2 separate regions of the Homo sapiens genome follow, and region 2 is linked to region 1. The links are chromatin loops, found by intact Hi-C in ENCODE. Cell type or tissue: PC-9. All regions are shown on one strand. Region 1 overlaps LIFR-AS1 (LIFR antisense RNA 1). Region 2 overlaps LIFR (LIF receptor subunit alpha).

Region 1 (5,000 bases):
ATAAATAACTTTCTTGCTCCATGCACCCCCACTCAACAACCAACTTTCACCTTCTGAGGACTGCTAATGTGAAGTCCCTCTAGACTAAGCCCATGAAATACTTGCCCCTTCCCTCCCCACCACTGCCACGCTCCGTCTCCAGCTGGTCATCTACCAGCATCCTAGCTGGATTCCCTCTCCGTCACTCCAGCACAGGGGTTCTCAACCTCTGCATTTGGGGCTGGATATTTCTTAGTTGTGCAAGGCTGTCCTGTGCATTGTAGGATACTGAGCAGCATCCCTGGCCTCTGCCTTTGGATGCTAGTAGCACTACCTCACCCAGTTGTGACAACCAAAAATGTCTTCAGACATTGCCAGCATCCCCTAATTGAGGCCCACTACTTTGGTGCTTTAGTCCCTAGTTTGTCTACTCCCACAAGCAATATGTGCAATTACAGTGACTAATTTTTCCTCCCCAGAGAGATGGCACCCCTGGGCTAGAGGGATGCTAGGAAGGAAAAGTCCTTGTCCTTTTGGCATCCTCTCACCCCACGAGCTACTTCTGTGTCTTTTCTTTATGTAACACTGAACTCTCCAGCTCAGGCCTCCAGGTCCTAAGTTCATAATCTCATTACAACTAATCCTGTTTACGGCCATTCTCTTGGCAGAACAATCTTGTCTGGACCAAGGCTCTTTCCTCACCACCCAATGTTCTTGTTGCTCCATTGTTCCTGGGGACTGTGGCCTGGCTGAGTATAAGCTTTCATTGATAGGGTTTATCCTGTTTACAGGGAGTCTGCAGAAGGGCCTCATCAAATACTTCCATCCCTTCCTTCAATAAATGGCTCCCTTTGATCTGTGCAAGGCACAACTTTGTTTATCAGAAGCTGGGCTTCCTCTAGCTGATGATGGGGACATCCTGTCCCAGAAAGGCTCCCCAAAATAACACCTTCTGAATTTCAGAATATTTTCAGGTTCCTCTATTTTGGAAGCATTTTTTTTTTTTCTTGCATGCCATTTCTTATGGCAAGCAAAGAAAGGAGCTGATTTTGCATTTTGAAGCCCAAGGTAACACAAAGTTGAACAGGTCACCGCCAAAAATGAGGAAAGGACAGTGTTGATAATAATATAAACATTTGGAACCAGAACAATATACAAGATTAGGGTTGACCAGGTGTGATCGTTTTTCATATTGTCAATTTAAAACTGGAAGTTATCTAACAAGGTGAAAAAGAGGTCATGGGTGTTAGTCATCTATATGACAGGATGGTAGAAGCTAGCTGAATTATGTGGATGAATGGTAAGGGCGATTTTACACTGTCCGAGCCAGGTAAAGAGCTCTATTTACAGCAATGGTTCTCAAAGTGTGGTCTCTAGTCCAGCAGCATGACCTGGAAATGTTTTAGAAATGTAACTTCTCAAGCCCCATCCCAGATAGTGAATTGGAAACTCTGGAGGTGGGGCCCAGGCACCTGTAAGCTCACAAGCCCTTTAAGTGATGTGATTCTCATGCTTGCTAAAGTTTGAGAACCTCTGATCTGCCCCAATAATCTTCAAACTTCGGTGTACACAAGAATCACATAAGAAGCTAAAATGCAGATTCCCAGATCCCATACCTAACGATGCAGATTCACTTGGTCTAGAGTGGACCCAGGAAAGTTTGCATTGCTAATAAGCAGCCCAGGGTGATTTGGGTGCAACTGGTCCATGAATCAAGCTTCGAGGAGCATTGGCCTATATATAAAGGAGTGGTACAAATTGTCCATATTGCTCCAGTCTTATTCTAAAGAGGCTCCCTCCGTGGCTAAGAATGAGCCAGTATCACAATTCATCTTCCCTTCCCAGTCATCTCATGAAGCAGGCTGCTAAGATTACCTATTGTGGGCCGGGCGCGGTGGCTCACGCCTGTCATCCCAGCACTTTGGGAGGCCGAGGCAGGTGGATCACGAGGTCAGGAGATCGAGACCATCCTGGCTAACACGGTGAAACCCCGTCTCTACTGAAAAAATGCAAAAAAATTAGCCGGGCGCGGTGGCGGGCGCCTTGTAGTCCCAGCTACTCGGGAGGCTGAGGCAGGAGAATGGCAGGAACCCGGGAGGCGGAGCTTGCAGTGAGCCGAGATCGAGCCGCTGCACTCCAGCTTGGGAGACAGAGCGAGACTCTGTTTCAAAAAAAAAAAAAAAAAAAAAAAGACCTATTGTGGTTTTCAGGATTACTCTAATACTAGAAGGTTAGATTGGCCCCATGGATTCCTTTCACACTGACATCTGAAACACACTGCTGACTCCTAACCTGGGTTGGACTCATGCTGCTGGCCTGGAGGCAAAAGCTTTTTATCCCATTACTAGTTCCTTGAACCACAATCCAAGACACAATTTGGTTTTCCCAAGAGTTTTGTTTTGCACTGCTGATGCATTCCAGTCATTGTTGTGATGCATTTCCTTCTCCTCTTTCCCTCCAGTCCCTGGGCAATGCCACACATGTATATATAGCCTCCTAGTGTGAACTTACTCAAATCCTAACCCTCTCTCCCAGAACGTGTCTCTGCTGCAAGGCACCGGGCCCTTTCGCTCTGCAGAACTGCACTTGCAAGACCATTATCAACTCCTAATCCCAGCTCAGAAAGGGAGCCTCTGCGACTCATTCATCGCCCTCCAGGTACAGCACTGCTGGGGTTTGCTTCCTTCCTTCCTGGCTTTGTGTCCCATGTCCCCTTAGACCTGTCCCCCCTTTAGATTTCTTTTCACTCTGCTTTAATACCAGTTGTGAGGGTCTCTCAGGGCTCTGACCTTACCTCTTTGTCCTACAAAAGTGTATTTCTTGTGTGGTTTCCTGTGACCTGTACTTACCCAGACTTTCTCCAGTCAATCCTTGGCATCCTACAGAGATGGTCTTCCTCAGTCTTCAGTCTCTGTAACGATACCAGCCCTTGTTTAGAGACCCAGAGTAGAAATGGTCACTGTATACAGTTGTACAGTTTCTGCACCGCACAGACACCTGAGGAAGAGAGCAAGTGGTTAGGAAAATCCAGCTTGCACACTGCTCACCAAGATGAATGCCTGAAGCTGCTCTGTGGAAACCTAGAGGAAGGTACATTGTTTCGCTTTTTTTCCATGTCAGATATTGATAGAATCACATATAACTACATTAGATTATCAGCTAAAACCAGATTAGTGTGTTTTATTGTCATGTCATTGTGTATGTGAACATGAAGACTTTTAGAGTGCCTGAAAATATTTTATGAGAAATAGTTAAATAGCTTCCCTTTTTATTTTTCATTACTAGACCTTATTTCTTAGAGCAGTTTTAGGTTTATAAAAAGCCAGAGCACAAAGTACAGAGAGCTTCATATACCCCTGCCCACCCTGTCCACCCCACTCCCAGTCTCCCCTGTTAGTAACATCTTATGTTAGTGTGGTACATTTGTTGCAATTGATGAATCAATATTAATAGATTAGTATGAACCAAAGTTCATGGTATACATTACTATGTATACTATGTATACTCTTCGTGTTGTGCATTCTATGGGTTTTGACAAACGTGTGATGACATATATGCACCGTTATAGTATCTTACAATAGCTTCATTGCTATTGCTAAAACTCTGCTGTGCTCCATCTGTTCATCCTTCTTTTCTTCCCTGCCTTCTCCAGGCCCTGACAACCACTGATCTTTTAACCATCTCCATCGTTTTGAGGAAAGTACACTTTTTTCTTTGCACAAAGAACTGTCTACTAGCCAAAACCACAGGATGCTTCTGCCCAGAGGAACACCATTTAAAAAAACATGCGCAAAGGTTTTATCGCAGCCAGCCAATGCCTTGAATCCAAGCTCTAACCCAATTCAAGACCTTTCCCTGGATCACGTCCGTGTGTCCTGTCTCTCTTGTTTCCCCTTATCCATCTAGCATATACTTTTCCTGGTAAACGTTTCTATTTTTTTCTGTTTAGGCTGCTGTAACAAAAATACGATAGTCTGGGTAGCTTAAACAAAAATCATTTATTTCTCACAGATCTGTAGGCTGGTAATTCCCAGATCAAGGCACCAGGCAGAATCAGAGCCTGGTGAGCACCCACTTCCTCGTTCTTAGAGGACCGTTTTCTTATCATGTCTTCACATAGCAAAAGGGACAAGGGAGCTGTCTGGGGTCCCTTTTATAAGGGCACTAATCTCACTCATGAGGCCTCTACCCTCACAATCTAATCACTTCCCCAAGGCCCCACCTGCTAATGCCATCACATTAAGGGTTAGGATTTTAACATATGAATTTGGGGGAGACATAAACATTCATTCTGTTGCAATTACCTTATGTGCCCCTCTCATCTACCCACCCGTCTATCCCCCTCCTCTTCTCTGATGCATCTTCTATGTCAGCCCTGTCTGAAAGCATTTTCTGCAATGATGAGAATATTCTACACCTGTGTGGTCCAATATAATAGCCACTAGCTGCATGTGGCTATTGAGCACTTGAAATGTGTCTCATGTGACAGAACTGAATTTTTAAGTTACATTTCATTTGAATAATTTAAACTTAACTCCATGTGGCAAGCAACAATTGTATTAGACAGCATAGGTTTAAGTTTTTACCTATGCCAGATTCCCCATTCTAACAGAATTCATTAACATCCCCCCCAGTTTCATACTGGACATCTTCCCCTCCCCTGCCTTTTTTATGTTTTTTGTTTGTTTGTTTTGTTTTGTTTTGTTTTTTGGTTTTGAGACAGAGTCTAGCTCTGTCACCCAGGCTGGAGTGCAGTGGCTCGACCTCGGCTCACCGCAACCTCCGCCTCCTGGGTTCAAGGGATTCTCCCGCCTCAGCCTCCTGAGTAGCTGGGATTACAGGCGTGCACCACCATGCCTGGCTAATTTTTGTAATTTTAGTAGAGACAGGGTTTGACCATGTTGGTCAGGCTGGTCTTGAACTCCTGGCCTCGTGATCTATCCGCCTCGGTCTCCCAAAGTGCTGGGATTACAGGCGTGAGCCACCACGCCCAGCTGCTCCTTCTCCTTGATTCTTTCCTG
Region 2 (5,000 bases), 88 kb after region 1:
AAGATAGATTGACTAGATTTTATGATATTTCTTTTGATTCCTTAGTGCTTTTTCTTTCTTTCTTTTTATGATTCTCAGCTGTGGTCTAGATCAGCAGCTCTCTCGTTTACTCATACAGTACTTCGTGATGAATTTCATTCAGATACTGATGTATTCCCAAAGGAATAGCCGGGTTTAGGTGCTCGTCTCAGCTTGATGGCTGTAATCTGACTCTCTTTTTGTCTGCTCAGTAATGCATTTGGAATTCAAGTGAAAGTGAGGTTATGTTCAAATTTAAATCCTGGAAATCATATTATCCTTCTTAATGGAATGTTAGGAAATTACTTGCAACATTTCTCACAAATAGTCCTGGAGTCTAAGTTGAGACCCAGTGGTATATGTAGTGAAGTTGCTTCGTGAGCAGTACCAAAAGTGAGCTATTACTTAAAAGTATGAAAGAAGAAATTAAAACTTAAAAAATGAGACTGTGCACTGTTTCCATTTGTGTTATTTCAGACAGTGTTGTAATCTTTTATCATAGTAATAGAACAAGCTAATTTATAGTTTAACCTTCATTTATAACGTTTGGAGGTTGAAATATTGTACAATATTTGTTGAGCAGCAGTAACATCTCCCTTCAGAGAGAACTTTTAGGAAATTTATAAGAGCAGGTTATTTCGTGAGTTAGGTATCAGGATTCATTTATTTCCTTTCTTTATGGATATCCTGTTAAGCCACCATTTACGGAAAAGACTGAAAAGAAATTTAGGCCGGGTGTGGTGGCTTACGCCTGTAATCCCAGCGCTTTGGGAGGCTGAGGCGGGCGGATCACGAGGTCAGGAGATCGAGACCATCCTGGCTAACACGGTGAAACCCTGTCTCTATTAAAAAAAGAAAATACAAAAAAATTAGCTGGGCATGGTGGCAGGCGCCTGTGGTCTCAGCTACTCGGGAAGCTGAGGCAGGAGAGTGGCATGAACCCAGGAGGCGGAGCTTGCAGTGAGCTGAGATCGCACCACTGCACTCCAGCCTGGGTGACAGAGCGAGACTCCGTCTCAAAAAAAAAAAAGAAAAAGAAATTTATAATCGGCTTGTTAGTTTTTCCCTACACACACGTCTGCGTGCACACACACCTACCCAATCAAAACCTGCTGGCGTTTTGATTGGGATTACATTAAATCCGTGGATCAATTTAGGAGAATTTTCATTCTTACAATATTTGTATCTCCCAAACTATGAACATGGTATATCCCTACATTTACTTGAGTCTTCTTTAATTCATCTTAATATGAGGTCTTTATGTCTTTTGGTAAATTTTTTCCTAGTGCTAGGTGTTTTCTGATATTATTAAAAATGACTTTGTTTTTTAAATTGCATTTTCTATTGACTGGTATATAAAAATGTAGTTGATGTATACCTAGCTTTTAACCTAGTAGCTTCAGTTGATTATTTTATAAGTTAATTTCTTTGAAAAGAAAATTAGTACATTTCAAATACTGTCCTCTCAAATTTTTCCCCTTCTGTCTGTCCTTCTATTTATCTCTTATTTGCTCTTGTTATTTAGATTTTAATATTTCAACTTAATATCTACCAAATCCTAAAATAACCAGCATTTTAAATATATTCCATATTTTTGGTATGTGGTTTTAATAGAGTGACTGAATATTTGGCCTTAGATTTAAAACAATTTTCAGAATAAATATGTCAATGTTTGTTTACTTATCTAATTGTTAAACTCTCATATAAACACTCATTAATCCTCTTAATGTTACCTGAAATATCATTGAAGGATGTTATCCTTATCTCTGGGGAAGGTATGAAATTTTCCAAGTTTTGGTTGATAAACTAAGGAGTATTTTTTTTTTAATTCAGATTTGTGAAAAAAAAATTTTACAGAATTTTTAAACAAGTAGTTTTTTTAAAAAAGAACTTTTACCTAAAGTGAAAGATAGTTTGGATAAATATGAGAGAGGAAATACCAGTTTCTATATGTGTATGGTTAAACATGATTACAGAAATATGAATTTCTACAATAAGCAGTGTCAGACTGCAGACTTTTAATTTATCACTTTTTTTTTTTTTTTTTTTGAGACGGAGTATCGCTCTGTCGCCCAGACCAGATTCCAGTGGCACAATCTGGGTTCAGTGCAGCCTCCACCTCCCAGGTTCAAGCGGTTCTCCTGCCTCAGCCTCCCGAATAGCTGAGACTTCAGGCACCCTCCACCACACCCGGCTAATTTTTGTATTTTTAGTGGAGACGGGGTTTCACCATGTTGGCCAGGCTGGTCTCAAACTCCTGACTTCAGGTGATTTGCCCACCTTGGCCTCCCAGAGTGCTGGGATTACAGATGTGAGCCACTGCACCTGGGCTCATTTATCACTTTGAAGGTCTCGTCTTAAAAAAAAAAAAAAAATTTCTTTTAATTTTTCTAGTCCTGCCTTAAAGCTGGGGAGAGCAGTTTTGATAAAGAGAAAAACAACAAAAGAGCCGCAGTCAGTTTGTATATACTGAGATGCAGAATTTTACCAAGAGTTTTCTAAACAACAGTACTTATAATGTATTTTAGAACTCTGAAACATGTAACATGACTTACTGATTTTCAATATGATTTGGTATTTCTTTTCGAATCACAGTATATTGATGATAGATGATAATACTTTTAACCTGTAGATTTCTCTGACAACATATTAGACTCAGGTTTCTTTGAGAGATTTGGTAGCCTCTGAAATAGGATTAAGGGAAAAAAAGTGACAACTGATATTTCAAGTTGCTACAGGGAGTTTCCAGATGAGCTAAGAGTCATTTTTCAGTATATTTTAATCTGTCAATTCTAATGTAATATGAACTCTGACAAGACATGCTACAGAGAGAATAATTCCTGCATTATTCAAAAGTAAAATGTAAATAGTAAATTATTTCATTTTTTAGGAAATTGTGGAAAACATTGACGTTTATAAAATATTATGTTTTCAGGGAAAATATATGTAATCATAAGTACCTGCATTTTTTTTCTGTTAGATCCACCAGATACTCCTCAACAACTGAATTGTGAGACACATGATTTAAAAGAAATTATATGTAGTTGGAATCCAGGAAGGGTGACAGCGTTGGTGGGCCCACGTGCTACAAGCTACACTTTAGTTGAAAGGTAATGATAACTGGGAAAAGATGTCAGATGGCAAGGAGTACGTTGGAAGTGCATGTTAAATGACATAGGGAACTGCACTAGATCATTTATGTTACAAACAAGATATAAAACCAAATATGCTGTATAAAATTACACTTATAAGCACTGCAGTTCAGCCACATGTACACTCAATTTTATGTCTCCTCTTTTAAGAAGCTTAGAATGAAGAACACTTGAACATGAACAGAGACTGTTTCTCGGTAGTAAACTTATGGCTGATTAATTTCTTCTATTTTCTGTATCACATACATTTTCTTCTCTGAGTATGTAATATGCTTCTAATTAGAAATTTAAACTTTTTATACAAATTAAGTATTACGAATTTGCCCGTTTTTTCCTGCAATATTTATCTCTTGCCATTTTGAAATTATTTTTCTGTTAATTAACAGTTTTTCAGGAAAATATGTTAGACTTAAAAGAGCTGAAGCACCTACAAACGAAAGCTATCAATTATTATTTCAAATGCTTCCAAATCAAGAAATATATAATTTTACTTTGAATGCTCACAATCCGCTGGGTCGATCACAATCAACAATTTTAGTTAATATAACTGAAAAAGGTAAGCTGTACATAAACTAATGTCTTAAAAATAACTTTAAAAGTGGTGAAATGCTTTAATGAAAAATGCTTATAGGGATTACTTTTTGCTGATTATTTTCTTTATAGTTACTTAATATTAATTTCATAAATTTTATTTATAAAAACTTTAAATGTATAATTTCAAGTTTTACTATTTTATTGAATTTAAATACTTGAATTAGTAATTTACTCTTTCTGATAATTTTTGATTTCTGAAATATCTTCTGCCCAATTTTTAAAAACTTTTATTTTGAAGTAATTGTTGACTCACTGGTAGTTACAATAATAAGAGCCTTGTGAACCCATCCCCTGGCTATTCCCAGTGGTGTCATCTTATATAATTCTAGTACAATATCAGAACCAGGGAATTGACACTCTTAAAACACTGTTAACTAGACTACTGACCTTGCTCAGTTTTTATGTGCATTCATTTGTACTCGTGTGTGTGTGTGTGTGTGTGTGTGTGTGTGTGTGTGTGTGTGTAGTTCTATGCAATTTATAGGTATAGATTCAGGTAACCACCACCACATGCAAGATACAGAACTGCCCTGTCACTACAAAGGAACTTGCTCATGTTGCCCTTCCAGCATCCCCTGTACATACAGTCACATCCCTGTGCCTTGACAACAACGAATCTATTCTTCATCTCTGTTTTATCAGTTTGAGATTGTTACATAAGTAAAATCATACAGTATGCAGTTTGGCATTTTTTTTTTTAAGGATGTCCTGGAGAGCCATCCATGTTGTTGTATGTATTAATAGTTCGTCCCTTTTATTACTGATTGCATTTTTACCAATCGTATTAATATATAGCTCCAAATAAAAATAAAATGTGCTTGGTCTTTTTGGTATTCATTCCCATGGTCCATGTGCATTAACACTCCATGTCAGGCTCACAGCACACTGAGCAACGGCCTAGACCTTCTCTTAGAGACTCAGGCAGGGGAGAAAGGGCCTAAACCGAAGGCATGTCTCATACAGTCTCACAGCTGATTAGTAGATGATCCTGTTGCCTTATTTGTAAGCATAAGTCACTTTTATCAGTTGTTCTTTCCTGTCGTCTTTGCGATTTCTGGATTTTTCCTAGTGTCACCATGGCTACATTTTATCCTTGCATGGTAGTATTTGTATGTATTTGTCTGCCCTCTGCCATTTCAGCCTTATTTCCCATGTGATTCTTTCCCGCCACTCAACTGGGCATACACACTATCACCAGTGTAATATGCAGTTTGCCTCGCTGTACCTTCATTATTG

What was found. Peaks named below come from ENCODE experiments on the same cell type or tissue, not always from the same donor. Only the 100,000 strongest peaks of a DNase experiment are listed, where the experiment ranks them.
Region 2: it touches region 1 in a loop (2.2-fold over the local background); 1 of 110 quality-filtered maps calls a loop at or near these places.

The regions. Positions count from the first base shown.
Region 1 is chr5:38,592,898-38,597,897 of GRCh38, reverse strand. LIFR-AS1 (LIFR antisense RNA 1) reads right to left here. Exons shown (of 9, transcript NR_103554.1): 2 at 2,829-2,976. It also overlaps a transcript of LIFR not described here. Among named protein-coding and RNA genes, the nearest start is that of MIR3650, 38 kb to the right of the region's middle. In PC-9, no CTCF peak of the experiment used is centred here; a DNase peak (open chromatin) is centred at 2,297; H3K27ac peaks cover 430 bases.
Region 2 is chr5:38,504,631-38,509,630 of GRCh38, reverse strand. LIFR (LIF receptor subunit alpha) reads left to right here. Exons shown (of 20, transcript NM_001127671.2): 8 at 2,999-3,128; 9 at 3,557-3,726. Among named protein-coding and RNA genes, the nearest start is that of EGFLAM-AS5, 39 kb to the right of the region's middle. In PC-9, no CTCF peak of the experiment used is centred here; no DNase peak of the experiment used is centred here.